2 separate regions of the Mus musculus genome follow, and region 2 is linked to region 1. Evidence: chromatin loops called from intact Hi-C (ENCODE). Cell type or tissue: left cerebral cortex. All regions are shown on one strand.

What was found. A loop is a pair of places that touch in the nucleus more often than their neighbours do. Peaks named below come from ENCODE experiments on the same cell type or tissue, not always from the same donor. Only the 100,000 strongest peaks of a DNase experiment are listed, where the experiment ranks them.
Region 2: a loop joins it to region 1, with 2.2 times the contacts of the local background. A loop is called at or near these places in 5 of 42 quality-filtered maps.

What each region holds. Positions count from the first base shown.
Region 1 is chr9:55,321,206-55,329,205 of GRCm38, reverse strand. It overlaps Tmem266 (transmembrane protein 266), which reads right to left and starts at 2,293. Exons shown (of 11, transcript NM_172923.4): 1 at 2,206-2,293. In left cerebral cortex, CTCF peaks have their summits at 1,691, 3,403 (motif pointing left) and 4,540 (motif pointing left); DNase peaks (open chromatin) are centred at 2,454, 3,167, 3,422, 4,537 and 1 more place; H3K4me3 peaks cover 2,115 bases; H3K27ac peaks cover 848 bases.
Region 2 is chr9:55,545,253-55,553,252 of GRCm38, reverse strand. Isl2 (insulin related protein 2 (islet 2)) reads right to left here. Exons shown (of 6, transcript NM_027397.3): 6 at 7,075-7,830. The coding sequence ends at 7,714. It overlaps Scaper (S phase cyclin A-associated protein in the ER), which reads left to right. Exons shown (of 33, transcript NM_001357652.1): 33 at 2,382-3,374. The coding sequence ends at 2,485. Among named protein-coding and RNA genes, the nearest start is that of Isl2, 8.1 kb to the right of the region's middle. In left cerebral cortex, a CTCF peak has its summit at 3,718; DNase peaks (open chromatin) are centred at 6,498, 7,025, 7,397 and 7,857.

The DNA.
Region 1 (8,000 bases):
TATATCTCACTTACTGTTATCTATCATAGCCAGTGTGTGCATCATTAAAAGCTGTGTCTTCCATATGATGTGCTTTCCAGTTAATTCTCTAAGTTCAACCATACCTTTCTCACTACTAGCTCCATTGCACAGCCTGAGTATAAAATCTAGCAACTCTGTTAGGTGAATTTTCCATTCACAAAACTATAACAGCTTGTAAGTCCATGAAAACTGCTACAAATGTGTAACCAAGTCCAACACCTGAGCTGTAAGAATGCACTTGTGAAAAGAGAGATTACATATATGTGTGTGTGTGTGTGTGTGTGTGTGTATGTATGTATATATATCTCCATAGTTAAATGGATACATTCTAAGAGCTTTTAGTGAATAGTTGCCATGGTTGTAGACACCAGACTGTGCCACATGGCTGACATGGAGTCATTTACCCCCTCATAGCACCCACAAGTGTGACAAGACAGTGGAGTGACGACCAGCAGTGACAACAAGAGATGGTGCTCAAACAGGTAGGGCAGGGCGAGGGTGTGAAGAGTACGCCAGCACCCACATGATCTGTAGGTACTTTGTGGGTTTAAACTGAACATAATTGATTATGTGAGGTAGTTTTAATGCAGGATGCCTTGGACCCTGTGTTTAAAAATAGGCTCAGTGTCACCACAAAAGAAATTACACGCGGTGCCACTCATGAACACCAGTTTCTCATCTTGGAAAGCCACAAAATTGGTACGGGATCTGTGAAATGGAAAATTGCATCAGGGCCTATGCGCTCACACGTGAACCCGATCTTAATGAAAAGACGGATGGGGTAGCAACACTGAAGTTGAATGCTGAGCCCCCAGCGTCCTGCAATCTGCAATCGGGTGTGATGCAGATGAACTGGATCTTTACCCTGCTCCTGACTGAGCGACCTTGGGTAAGTCAGTTAACCCCTTAAGTGCCAGCTTCTTCATCTCCAACACAGAGATGACAGCCTTGCAGTGAAGACCCAAGGAAATGAGCCACAAATGGCGTTTAGCTCAGCACTGGGTCCCTACAAGTACATCTCCTGGTTTAATGTGGTACCACAGTCCAGCTGCTGGACCCCCACAGCTTGCGAGTCATTTTCATTTTGTGCTTCCGGCTCTTTCTGTTCTTTTCACTATATTATTCCTGGGGGAGGGCCATAGGGAGCAGTTACATACAGTCCACTTTCCCCACTCTTCTTCACAGCCAAGTTAAAGCTAGGGAAATAGATAATATACCCTGAAGAGAAACCCAGTGCTTAGAATATGGTGATGTATGTATATGGAATATAAGTAAATCATATTTCAGTCTAAACTATATAATGGAAAAAATGAGAATTTATTTCAAAAGAAAGAATTGGCAGGCAACACATTTAAAGAGGATAGAATGGGGTCTTACGGACCTCATTATTTCAGTATTGGTGACTATGAAACAGAATGGAGTATGGGGTCTGACTTCCAACAGGTGGCTAGCTTTAATCGGCTTCAGATGCAAAACCGCGATGAGTCTGAGTAAGCAAGACTCAGATGCTCAATTCAAGGCCTCCTATTAACAATTTAGAAAGAATTTCTTTCCTGGGTTTAAACCTCCCTGGCAAGTTAGCAAGCAGGGAACTGTCTGCACCTGTCCTCGGAACAGTACGCCAGGCTGACATGAAACCCTCCATCCTTTCCAGACCGTCCATCCTGCCGCTGGGGCACCTAGCGACAAACCGGGGAAGCCCACTAGGAAGTGGTCACGACCAGCAAAGCCACAAACCCCTAGGGTGTGGGATTTCCACCTCTACACCACGTCTGAAAACCGAAAATAGGCGTCCACTTGCTATACTGCAATGGGATTCCCCTTAGAAGCAAACCTCCCGCACCCCCAGCTTTCATGTTTTATTAATAAATGCAAGATGGCACACAGAGGCAAAGAATAGGAGGGAAGGCATCCGCAGCTGGACCCGAACCAGGACAGTTTGCAAAAATAAATAAGAAGCATGTGACAAGCAGATCCCCAGTCTGGATCTGAAGACCCCGTGCTCCCCAGAGGATGGTCGTCCGGCTCCCCAGCCCGGGACATGAAGGTCAGCTGCAGGATCCTAGTCCTCCAGGGCAGTCACCCTGCAAACCACGATCCGGCCCCTACCTTTGCCTCCCTCACCCGCCCGCCCGGGCCACAGCCGGGGAAGCCCCGGCGGCTGCCGGCTGCAAGAACACGTACCTGCTGCCGGAGCTCAGGATTCGCTCTGCTCTGCAGCGCCGGGCCCGCGCTCCCGCTCCCGGGGCTCCCCTCTCCGCCCCCCCACCCCCCCGCCCCCTCGCGGCCCCGCCGCTCCCTCCGCCCCTCCGCCCACCCCGCTCGAGCGCGCGCGCACGCGCTTTCGGGACGGCGGCTCTCCCGGGCCCGCGCCTGCGCTCTCGCTGCCCGCTCCCGCTCCCGCTCGCGCGTTCCGGAGGCTGCAGAGGGGCCGCGCGGCTGTCTAGGAAACTGCGACCAGCGGGGGCCGCGTGTGGGCAGTCACCCCCGGCGAAGGGCAAGCGGGCCTCGTGGCGCGGGTGACAGGGGGCAGGAGCTCGAAGCGGAGGCTGGCTGGTGCGGCCGAGGGCGGGCGGGCGCCTGCGGTCCCACGGTACCGCCCTGGGTGCGTTTTCACACACTGTGCTGTGAGTAGCGGCGCGCAGTGTCCTCCGAGGTTTCTGCCTGCCGCCCCTGGTGTGTGCATTGCCCCAAGGAGCCTTTGAAGGCATTGCCCACCCCTCGGTGGTCCCCATCACATTCTCACGTGACAGATACACTGTGCGTGTTGGTCATGTATTGTAAATGAAGAGTTTTCTGCCCTTGAAGCGCCTGTCCCGATTGAGAATGCCTAGAGTAGACAGAGTGACTGAGCAATCTGGGGGTTTAAAAAAAAAAAAAAAAAGCCTCACGTGTGAAAAGGAAAAAAAAAAAAAGCTTACTGCTGTGAACAGTTTTTAAAAACAGTTTTTTAAAAATAGCCGCTTTCCTTTGGGGTTTTGGCCTTCTTATGTTAGATACTTTAAAGATCGGAAACCCTTCTTTCTCTAGGGCACAAAGTTCCTGAGTGACTTTGGGGTTCTCCCCCATTGGCTTCCCCTCCAGAATAATCACTATTTGGTTAGGTTCACGTGGCCTTCAGGAACGCCTGCGACTTTCTTGCCTTCTCTTCCACTAGCAAAACGGTAGAAATTAGAATTGAAAGCTTTAAAACCCAGACCATACATAGAACCGCCTGAAGGGCTCGGATCGGTTTTTTAATAGATACAGAAATGTCTAGACAAGGAATGTACATGGAAAAGTATGTCTTTGTTTAGTCCTCACCTACCAACATTTCTTAACCATCTGTAATGTCTAATTTCGGGGGGCAGGGGGTCCTTGGAGAAAACAGTTGTAGAAGTTATTTGGCTTGACAGGATTTCCCCCTACTGGTTCTAGGCATAAATAGACTGGAAAGTAGAAATGCTGTCCTCCCTCCATACTACCTCCCCGTGACCCCCCATTTAGTAGAACTACACTTAAGTTTCCTTAAGGGCTTTGAACAGCATTCATGACAGTGTTTCGCTGGTTAGCCATCTGGCAAAACATTGAGATACAAAGATTTCCTGAATTAGACTCCAATAACAAGCACAAACAATAATCCCTGGAATTAATGAGATTGCATGAAACTAATCACTCCCCACCCCTACCCCATGTGCCAGAAAATCAAGAGGGAGGAGACAGACTACCCTACCGAATGGGAGACATTGTTGGAAAGAAAGAAAAGAAAGAAAAAAGAAAGAAAACTCTCTCTCTCTCTCTCTCTCTCTCTCTCTCTCTCTCTCTCTCTCTCTGTGTGTGTGTGTGTGTGTGTTGTTAGTGGCTGAATCCACTCCAAGAGTTGTCTCCACTAGATTAGCCTGTAGACATAGATTGATGTTGAAGGGTCCAGCTGTGCCTTCCCACACTGTGGGCGGTGCCACCATTGGGTAGGTGGTCCTCCTTACTATAAGAAAGCAGGCTATTCAAGCTAGCAAGCAGTGTTCTCCCACTGCCTCTGCATCAGGTCTTGGCTTTGCTCAATGATGGACTCTAAACTGTAAGTCAAAGAAAGGCTAATTAAAGAAAACTCTAATTAAATATTAAGAGTAGTGCAAGTATTTTCAGGGAGAAAAATTAGACTACATCCATTTATCCAGAAACTTTGTATTCTAATACATTTTTTTTTCTTTTAAGTGTAAGTGTTAAAGATGTTACTTGAAGATATTACTTTAAAACGTTACTTACAATGTCACTTTAGGGTAACATTTTTTTCTACCATGGTTATCTAAGAGGAACTAGAGAGGAACACAAGGACATCTTTTGCCATTTCGTTCTGGCTTGTTTGGTTTTGCAGCACTGGCGATTGAATCCTGGCCTCATTTGTGCTACCCAAGGGTTCTGCCACTCAGCTGTATGCCCAGTTACACGTGTCTTTTCTCTCTCTACCCTTCCCGGAAACCCTATGGAAATTAAAAAAATCCCCTAACATTTGCAACTTGTCAGCTCTATGCTTCCCCCTGGTGGTGTGTCACTACCACAACACATGCCCGAATTAAAATCCTGATTTCTTTAGGGTGTTGAAACCTTAGCTCGATGATATTCACTCACACACACAAACTCGTGCACACGGGGGAGGAGGACTGGGGACATAGCGACAAGATGTCGCTCTACTTTCTCTAATGTTGCCTGTTCTTCTTCTCATATACACCAAATCCTGAGATCCAGAGAAGGATTACCACACTGCTCTAAAACTGAAACCCACAGCAGGCGTCTCACTATTGCTATTCAGCTTGCTCGGTCTTCATGAATCAGTAACAAACACTTGTTTAGAGTCAGATTGTGGAGCCTCTCAAGCGCATTGCAATCTAATTTCCAGAAGATTGACTTGGGAATTTTGGCTCTAACTGCCTCAGGCGATCAGTGCTGATAGCGGAGGTTGGGAACTCCTCCAGCTCCAAACAGCACAGGTGTTGCTTCAATTTGTGGCAGGTGAGGAATGGGAGGGAGGCCTTTCTGTGCACGTGGAAAGGAGTTACAGAGCGTCAAGAAAACACGCTAAAATGCAGGATGGAAGAGACTGCTTAAGATGTGTGTGTTGCTTTCTTGACAGACAACACTGTTTCTAAGGTGGTATCATTGGCATACTATCCATGGCAAGATGCCTTAGAAGTAAGTCAGACCTTTTACTTAAAAAAAAAAAATTGCACTCCCCTTTTTTCTGAGTGTCAATGTATGCCAGTACTCCTAGCATTGGAGAAACTGAGGCAGGAGAGAAGCTCAAGGCTAGCATGAGCTATATAATAAGACCCTCCTTCAAAAGTCCAAAATCAGAAAGGGAGAGAGGAGGGAAGGAAGGAAGGGAGGAAGGGAGAAGGGAAGGAAGGAAAGGAAGGAGGGCAGACAGTTTTTTCAAGAGCACCAAAATCACACAAACAGAATTTTGTGTGTGTTCATTCCATGGCAGCAAGATTATGAGAAGGTAAATTCAAGATGATGTTGGTCCTATGAATATCTGAAAAAAAAAATTGGTCTCAGAATAAAAACTTCTGTTTAAGTTACTAATTGGAAAAAATATCCAGATCTGATGCCTCATAATTTGTGAAAATTGGAGTTTTATGCCAAGTCCTAAATTGTTGATGTTTATCTACATGTGCATATTTTGTGGGTGCTTCTAAATGCCTTATAACACAGCTTTGCTAATGTGGACTGTGCAGAGAAGAGCCACGCTGTGTCCAGGAGAGCTGAGAAGTAGACTCTGTTATGTTGGGTGATATTTATCCGAGGCTTAAGTAGTCACAGTAACTGCTAACAGCAGGTTTCTTTTTAAAATCCTACTGAGGTAGCTTTAATGAGTAAATATATTTGACACAATTAGCAATATTCATATGCAGATAGTCTATATTAGATGCAACAGAAAGTACAATAGCATGCATTCCTTCGGCCTCAATAAACAACTGCAAAAGGTTTTCTTACTGAGCATAGTGGTACTTACCTATAACTCTTCAGGAAACTGAGGCAGGAGGATGAAAAGTTTGAGGCCCACCTTAACTACATAGACAGTTTGAGGCTAACCTGTACATTTGCTAGATCTTTCTCAAAATAATCTTAAAAGAAAAAGGTTCAGTCCCTGATAAAACACAAAGAGAGGGGGATGGGAGGCAAGGAGAAAAATGGAGAGTTTCATACTGGAAGAAGGCACTAGACTTAATCACTAGCACCCCTCCAAATTAACATATTTTAACCATTTATCTGTTGGCATACTTTCTACTGTACATCAGCATTAGAGAACCCTGTGCTTCAATTGATCTTTAGTTAAACATGACCTTAGCTGCTGGGTGTATTCCAAGTACGTCATAAAAGTTCAAGGCAAGTCAAGAGTTGAAGTTCATATCTTAACACCATCCCTCCCTACATGTGAATGTCAGTGTCTTACTAAACATGCTGCTAAACATGGGAGGATGAAGACACAGGCAGCAAGGAGTCTAGCACTGCCTTTCTATGAAGCCACTGGGAGTTTTTCATATGTGTAAGGTTTTGTTGTTTTTGTTTGAGGCAGGGTTTCATTCCATGTATCCTAAACTCAGGGTAATCTTCCTGTGTCACCCTCATGAATGGACCACCACACTCCACTTAGTATGTGGTGTTTAAGAGCGAAAGAAAATGGAACACTTTGAGTTATAAGTTTGGTTGGCCGTTACCTATTTTTAGTTTGTGTGTGTAATTGTGATTTGAATAATTGAATTCAGATATGTCTGACTTTGAACTTTATTAATCGTTAATATTTGCTTCAAGGCTAAAGACTGTATCTGGAAAATTGAAAATAGCGTGAAGCTTAGTACTGTGGAAGACCAATATGTAGGTATCTCTTCCCAAGACATTAATAAATTCCATTAGATCTTTGTTACTATAAAATGTATTTTGTTTTATGTTGGCTTATAAGTAGAGTTTTCACTATCTTTATTTCCTGCCTATTAACATTTTGTTTCGTGATCATTCCTGGAAATACTTTTGTATATGGTAGAGAGGTATCTATAGAAGAACCTTCTGAATGTCAGAAACTCTTTGAGTATCTGGTCTCAGAAGATCAGCAAATGAGTAAGACTCAGTTTTCAAGTGAGCTTTCCTGTGTGTTTCTGTTTGGAAGTTGTGTATGCTTCATGGGCCAACTGTTTCATTGATACACAGCGCATGTGTCAAAGTGGAATATTATTGGCAGCTATATACTTGAAAACACAAAATATCCAACGCTCAATTCTAGTACAATGTAATTAGGTTCCTCGTTTTTTATTGATAGACTTCTGTGCTGGCTAGTCTATGTCAACTTGACACAAGGTAGAATTATCTGAAAGGAGGGGACCTCAGTTGAGAGAATGCCGCCATAAGATCTGGCTGTAAGGCATTTTCTTAGTGATTGGATGGGGCCACCCATGGGCTGGTGGTCCTGGGTTCTATATGAGAGCAAGCTGCACAAACTATGAGGAGCAAGCCAGTAAGCAACACTGCTCCGTGGCCTCTGTGTCAACTCCTGCCTCCAGGTCCCTTCCCTGCTTGAGTTCCTGCTCTGACTTCCCTCAGTGATGGTTTGTCACCTTGGAAATGTAAGCTGAAGAAAACCTTTCCTCTCCAAGTTGCTTTGGTTATGGTGTTCATCACAGCAACACTAACCCTATCTGGGCCAAGTTCTAATACTTGTGGACATTTATTAACTGCTTACAGTATTCCAGAATGATGGCTCCACACACCTTATTTGAATTAATCTTTTATATAATAACTCTTTTTGACAATATGTAGTTATTATTAATCTTATTTATAAAGGAGACAGAGGGAGTAGCTAACTTGCTCATGGTCACACCATCAGTGTGGAGCCTGGATTGAGACATAGGCAGTCTGATTCAGAGACCTGTAGTTCAACCCTTTTGCCTTGCTACTTCGAGTGTACACAGAGCTGTAAAAGTTTGCGCAGTATGATGTAGCTGGAA
Region 2 (8,000 bases), 220 kb before region 1:
ATTACTAACAACAGGGAAGTCATATCATATTTCCATTGGCCCACACAAATCACTATAAGTGCTTCAGTCCCTAACATGGGTTCTCTGTCCATGTTGAAAAAAAAAGTGCCATGACAATAGCTAGAACCCTAAATTCCAGCTCTTGACCTATTTTAATTGAAAATAAACTTTACATTGAGAGACATTAACATCCCATTTGCAGAGTTCTGGAAGTAAAGAGTCTCGAGCATTTGTTCTTTTCGTTCCTGCTGAGGTGTTCTCCTGGACAGAGGTAGAGATGTAGAGTTCTAAGCTTCATTTTTAGGATCTTAAATGTCTTAAAATAGCCTGCTACCCAGGCTGTAATTGAGAAGTAGTTTGGTCTCTGGCTGTTGTGGCAGGATCTCTGATTAGTGAGTCCCACTCTAGGTTTTCCCCGTGTCCTTATTAGTTTGATAGTGATAAGTGCTCTTCACAACTGGACATAGTGGCAAATATCTGTAATCCCAGCACAGGGAGGTAGAGACAGAACCCTTTCAAAGTCACCCTTAGCCATATAGTGAATTTGAGGTGAACCTGGGCTACATGAAGTGAAATATATAATAGACATTGTTCTTAAGCCCACTCCTAACCTATAGGGTTCTTTATGGCACCCATCAGGAAGCCTTTACTTGGAGACAATTTGGCTGTCATACAAAAAAAAAAAAAAAAAAAAAAAAAAACTACAGTAGGCAGGTGTTGCAAAGTACACAGAAGAAAATACAACAAAACTGTTACAGTATCTTGGAAAAGATGGGAGGCTTTATTGACTCAGGTACTCAGAAAGTAAACAGAAAGCTATGCAAAGCCTCAGAAACTCGCGTCGGCGCCACTGTGTGCAGCAGCCTCCATGTGCAGGCTCAAGTCTGCCCTCACTCAGGCGCAGCCTGTTTCTTTTTAGGACATGTAAGGGAAATCAGTCCAGTTTGTTACTATTACAAAACAAGTGTTTAACTTTTAAGCATATGAAAATACTTTTACAAATATTCTAATGTATTTGTTTAATTAAGCAACAATATTTTTTGCCAGTATAAGTATGTAGACGTTTTCTTTTTCTTCTGCCCTAAAAAAAGATGAATCACCATTTAAGTGTGTGGAAAGCCAAGTCCCAAAGGCTGAAGCTGCCTCCCTTTGCTTGGTTGAGCAAAGCCAGAGGAAGTCCCAACCTTCTTTCTCAGGGATAGGGGTGGCGGTAGGAGAGGGGGCAGGTACTTTCTTTGCCTTCCTTACATATCTACAACAGGCTTCACACATAAAACAGCAATTGAACGGTTGCTCTCTGCTTTGCTCTCAGCACTATTAGTGACAGTTCATAACATGCTTCCTTAATTAAAGAAAAGTGATGTGAGAGCTGGAGAGTGGTCAGCAGTTCCACTCACCTGCTGCTTTTGCTGAAGACCAGAGTTCAGTTCTCAGCACCCACATCAGGCAGCCCACAGCCACCAGTAACTCCAGTTCTAGGAGGCCCAGTGCCTCTGGCTCTGTGTGTGTGTGTGTGTGTGTGTGTGTGTGTGTGTGTACATATATATGTATGTGCATATACATATCTTAGTATGTAATAGGCAGAGGCAGGTGGCTATCTGCAAGTTACAAGCCAGCCAGGGCTACACAATGAAACCTGACTCAGACAAATTAATAATCTTTGATTTTTTTGTAAGATGACTTCTTACCAAGTACCCAGCTTACAGCTTCTACATGGGCTCCCTTTTTGCTTAGATTAAGTCCTCAATAAAATGCGTCCATCATTTGTAGGTTGTTGTCCAGGTAATCTCTTAGATTTGAAAGTAGCTGTGGGCTCCCAGGTTCTCACAACTAAGAGGAGTTTGAGCTTTCATATCCACTGTCCCATGACTATACCAAGTTTTTTGGGAGATAAGCAAAGCTGCTGAAGATATCCTCTGTTCTGCTAAACTACTGAATGCCAGATTTGAACAGTTTCAAAGTTAGGCCTAAGTCCATGTTTTAAATTGAGTAGATTATTTTAGGAAAAAGAAGTCACCATTTAGGCCCAGATGATGATTCAGTGGAAGAGCTGGTCCTTGTGTGCAGACCTCAGCACCAAAAATAATAATAATAAAGAAGTCATCATTCACATGTTCAGATGTGCCTATGCAAGACTATGCATAGCTGTCACCATGTTATATTATATTCACTGTACCTAGAGTCCCCAAATAAATACTTTTTAATGTTTTATATATGTTAATGTTAGGAACACAGACTGAATTGTGGCTAAAATACATGTTTATAATACACTACAGTGCTTTACTGGAAATGTATGGTCTCATTTGCACTCTGATATAAAAATATGTTTAATTTCTAAGCTTTCAGAAGTTACTTTTTAGTCTCTTTTCTGTCTTCCTCAGGAAAATTCCAGAACCCCGGGAACTACCTGGAACTGGCTAACAGATTTCCTCAGCAGGCCTGGGAAGAAGCCCGGCAATTTTTCTTGAAAAAAGAAAAAAAATAAATGTTTTTTAGCTAATTCTGTATTTGAGTCCCTTTGTTAGTGTTTTCCATTGTTCCTTGAGGAGCCTCTGATCTGTTTATACTCTCCTACTGTAGATACCCCTCTGTGCATTGTTTATAAAGACTGTTCATACTGGCCTTCCTAGCTTTGCAAATTGAGTTTGTTTCCTTTGTGCATAATATTTTGGAATTGTTTATTACTTCCATGCTATGTAACTTGTAATTGTAATATGGTAAAGTTAGACAAATATCATTCTTGTAATGAAGTAACACAGTTTTCAGTGTTGACTTTTCACATTAAGCAGTACAAATTTGAGAAAGTGTTAAGAATTTATAAGCCCTGCTTTAAGTTTTTCTTTGGAGTTAGAGACCTGTGTAACTAACACTTTCAGTAAGCCTTTGTACTATTTGAAATTACAGCACCTAACCACTGGTCGGGAACTTCACTGGCAGAAAGCACTGTGAACTATTCGTGTTGCTGAGCTAAATTTAGCCTCTAAAATAAATTTTTTGAAAATGAGGGAGTATCAAGTATTTTCTTAAATAATTTACTTGAAACAACACGGAGTAAAAGAAACAATGAGGGTGGCCATGTCTCTGAATACAGCCAGTGATGTGCACCGCTCCTGATGGGCTGGGCCACAGGGGGCCCTCTTCACCCACCCAGTGCGGAGCCTGAGAAATATTTAGCAATTACAAGAAAGATCTAGCTGTGGAAAACTGACCCAGAAACCTAAAGATTGTCACAGGAAGCTGAACAACACAGCAACAACTTACCTAGCATTCTAGCCATTTCTTTTTTCAAACCTCATGGCACTACAGTTTTGTGTGTTCAATGTTTTTTACTGTTTTACAAATCGAAAGAAAATAAAAAGGTCTAATGTAAGCCATGCCAAGCACTGCGGGTGCTCCTGCTTAGATCCTATACACCCCATCTCTGGGGAGGGAAGGAGGGAGGGACAGCTAAAGTTGCAGGTACCAGAGGGAACAGTTAGAGGGTCGTCCTTGCGGGGTGGGGGTGGGGGTATCAAGTATTTATAATGTTTCCTGCGAGACGATTCACGGTGGAATATACCTCTTATCTGCTCGGAAATTTGCCAAAAAATCATAAATAATAGAGACAATCGTGATTAACCTCCCAGAATTAGCAATTAAACATGTAACGGAAGGGTCCGCTGCCCTTGTGTGGGACAGTGCCACAGTCGGCAGTGCCTGCAGTTTCCACCTGGGGCAGTGGAGCACCACAAACCCAGAATTCGAACACGCGGGAAAAAGCTGCTTGGACCCCAGGAGCAGCAACATTTGCAACCAAATTTTGTGCCTAAGGTAACAAAATTACCCCTAAACTCTTGAGAGCCAGTTACTCCAAAAGCCCAAGGGCACATCAGAACTGCAGCTTCCTCAGGAGTCCTCGGGCTCTGCTGCTCCCCAACCCCCTTGCCCTCTGCCAGACTCAGGCAGTCGCCCCATCCACCTTGAATCCAGAACTCCGCGTCCACCCAGCCTAGGTCAAGACCTGGCTCAAACCATAATCTCTGTTCTTCAGCCCCTTGCAGCTGTGAAAAACACCTGCATCTTTCCTTGGCTCCTGGTCCAGCTCTGGTGGATGTCAGAGACAACATTGTCCTCTAGGTCCCCAATCATCCCCTTCTCTGAACCACGCTTCTTATACACATCCAACTTCCCAACAGACAAACTTCTGCCCACCCGAGTCCAATTGATGAGCCACTCTCCCTCTAGGTGCCGACCTTCTGGACCAAAGGGTAGATGCACCAAGCATTGCTGCCTGCCTGGGGATTGCTGCAGAAGGCACAAAGGCCACTGCCCCCACATCTGGATCTGAGTGGAGTACTTCCTTGTGCCCTTTCTTGCTCCCATCACTACTCTCAACCTAGCTCTATTTATCTGTATTTTTCATGCACAGTCTTCATCAACAAGGTGCTAGCCTGTAATTGGTCACACAATCCTCATTATAGCACTGAATCTCAGCATTTTAAAGAAAGTTTACTTTTACATCAATCAGACCCACAGTTAAAAGCCTCTAATCTGCCCATGCATCAGCTTAATAAACTCCGAATTTCCTGCTTTTATCGCAGCTCCATTGGGCTGGCTCTTTCTCTCTCTCTCTCTCTCTCTCTCTCTCTCTCTCTCTCTCTCTCTCTCTCTCTCTCTCTCTCTCTCTCCTGGTGTACATAGCTAACTGCAGGGCAGTGTAAGCCCACCCCTACACAAAAGTGGCAGAGTCTGGCATTTGGGAAGGGCAGTCTTAGAACAATGGCTCATTTAAACCTGTCTTCCCAACTCTGACAAGACTGAGCTTTAACCTACTCCATATTCTAAACTGAAAGGCTGATTTCTGTCCTGCACTCATCTAATATTAAAATGCAATGGGAATACTGCCACAAGGACTCTGAATTTCCCAGAATTATGAAGCCTTGCAATATGTACTAAATTGTGTGGCCAAAATTTTGTCTGTTTCTGGGATCCTTTTCCTGCCTCAATTCAACAGAGCTAAGCAAAGAATTAGTTACATCTTCTGAAGTGAACCATGCTAAATAATTCCACTTTTCCACTCATAGCCCCTTTCCTTGAACTAAGATTTTCCTACAGCTCTGATGTCTCCTGTTCAACATTAGTGTAAAGTACAAAAGTTGTAATTGTCACAGGTAATTTAATTTACTAGGAAATCCGTACTTCGTTACAAAATATGTTTAAAGATGTCCTGGGAGCCAGTAAAATTGATATTTATTAATGTAACTAACTGTAGATCTGATACCTTGCCAAAGACATTACAAGCCTTTCCTCCTGGGAACTTGAGAGCACCACACACTCCTCTGGGTGGGTAGTGGGAGGAAAAGCACTCCTTTACCTGGGTAATTCCCCCAAAGGAATAAAAGGCACACTGAAGTGTCCAGTGGAAATGAGTTGTTGGTTGGCTTAAGCTATAAATGATGAGGGGAAAGATCATAGTAACTAGGCAGGTAGATATTTGTAAAACACTGCACACTATCCAAAGCAAAAATGTAGTGCTAATAATGAAATTCTTTAAGGGCCCGTTCCTTTTTAATAAAAAATAAAAAAACAATATTCTGAAAGGCAAGTTTCCAAAAGTAAGATTTATTATAGTTTCGTTTCCTATCCAATAGCCAACCAGATGCAAAACAGAGAAATCTGTATTTCTGCTTGGAAGGAAATGGTCTAAGTTAAGGGAATGACGCCTCAAAGAACCAGCCTTAAGAGGTAAACCTGGCCCTAATTAATTCTGTGTATGTATATAATATAGATATACAGAATATATATGTGTACATTTGCAGACCATTTCCTAGATCCCCAAGAAAGAGAATGTTCTCTTTTTTTAAAGTGCTAGCATCACCTTGACTTTAAGGAAGTAAACTATAAATATGGTTCAATTTTCCCACCTGTTATCATTTTCTTCTATTGCCAGGAACTGTTCAATCCTTAACTGGGGCTGTAGGGTGGGTGGGTGAGTGTGAAACTGCTGGACAGCCCAAGCAACTGCTTCTAACAGAGGGTTTGGGCTCATTCCTATAAGCTAGAATGGTAACTGTCCCCTACTGCAGCAGGGCACTACACTCTCTCAAAAAAACAAAACCGGATCAGTTGGCCATTTAACTGTGGAGACAATAGGAATGTCAGATTGTTACATAGGATGGTGGTTTGGCTGGTAGCTGGCAGCTTTCTGAACCAACCAAGGGAGGGCAGAATGCTGGCTTTGGGAAAAACTATCCCAGACTGCCAAAGGGTTAAATATTTGTAGAGGGTAAAACCTGAGCCTGCCGGGATCCTCCCCCCAACCCCCTGCTTGCCCGGGGGCCTGCTGCAGATTCAGTATCTCTTGGTTATTTCCTGCGATCACTAAAGCCAGTTTTCAAGAAAACAAGTCGCAGGGGTTTGAAATGTCACACCAAGTGACCTGGGCACGACATATCCAGGGGCCATCCCCCGCCCCCTTCATTTCGGGCCTGGAAAGAAAATAAACCAAGGACACGCCAGACTGGTTCTGGGTGGACTTATTTTCTCCTGCAGCCGCGATCCTAGCGGGGGCTTGTTGTGGCTCCTTCAGTGTATCGCTTGCAGGTGATGCCAAACGTAGATAAGGAGCCGCCCCGGCCTTCTCCTCTGTCTAGACGGAGGAATTAATAAATGCAGCGAGATTGATCACGTCGCGCATCCACTCTAGGGACAGCACGAAGGACGCGCCGCAGAGCCCAGGGGGCGCAGAGTGGGCTTCGCTCCCTAAACCAGTCACCCCACGATCGGACCAGTCTCCAAGTGTCCTCCCCTCCGGCTAGGAGCGCTGCCACTTCCGGAAACGCCTCGCAGTTCACTCTGCACTGGAACCGCCCTGCCCCACCCCATCGGCACCCAATAAGTGTCGGGCCCGCCCCGTAGACGCCCAATCCCCGTCGGGCACGCCCTCGGCGCCCAATCAGGGTCTGGCCCGCCCGTCGGGCGCCGATTGAACCGCAGCACGAGGACGGGTGGAGCCGGCGAAGCTGAAACGAGGCCCACTCGCGAAGTGGCGTTCGTCTGGCTCCCGTGGCGCCAACAGCACACAGGCGCGGCATGGCATCGGGTTGTGTTTTATTAAGATCAAAATATTCGTCCCACTATTCGCCTCACAATAAATAACAATAACTTACGTTTGTTCGGCAAAGGCTCTCACTGTCCTCCGTCGACTGATAATTTAAAACACTTTTTAAAAGACAGTCTGGTTTCTACTCTGTCCGGCAGTCATGCGCTTTGGGGGTTATGTCTGTTTCTTGGAATTGTTCCGTCCTCGCTGCCAGGTCCAGAACAAAGCCTCGGGTCAGCGCAGGCGAGTTCGGAGCAGGCGTCCTCACCGGTAGGGCCCTGTAGGACCCCATCAGATGGGTTCCCGGGCGAGCAAGGCGCAGAGAGACAGTGACAGTTCCCCACGCAGCGAGGGAGAGGCGAGGGCGGAGCTAACCCAGAATGTCCCAAATTCTAGTTATGAGAAAGAAAAAAAAAAGTCCTTGGAGCCGGAGTCTCCAGTCTCAGCGGTGCAGGCTGCGCCCCAGCGCTGCTGGCCGTCCCGTCGCGGTCGCGTGCCTCTGCCCGCTCGCTTTAAATAACAACAATAATTACAAGGGCCGGAGATTTTTCAGAGCTGGAATGGCCTGAGCATGGGTGCGTCTCATGCAGGGAGCATGCGAGGTCCGCGGGCTGGCAGGGAGGGGTCCTCGCTCACGTCTCCACCGGACTAGGTACCATACTGTTGGGGGTGTCCGGGAGCTGCGAGGACAGAGAGGTCACGTCGCTACCGGAAGAGTTGCCTAGGGAGCCTGACTCGGAGAAGGAAACCTGGAAGGGCAGAGACATCAGGGAAAACAAGTGAACACAGGCTCAGGCTGCTGCTCCTGGATTACCTGCTCAAAGACCGGGAGTGTTCCCTCCAGACAAGCCATCAGCTGAGTAAACCCTGCCAGGTCCCCGCCCGCACAGGGGGATTGGGATCAGGTGAAAGACACATT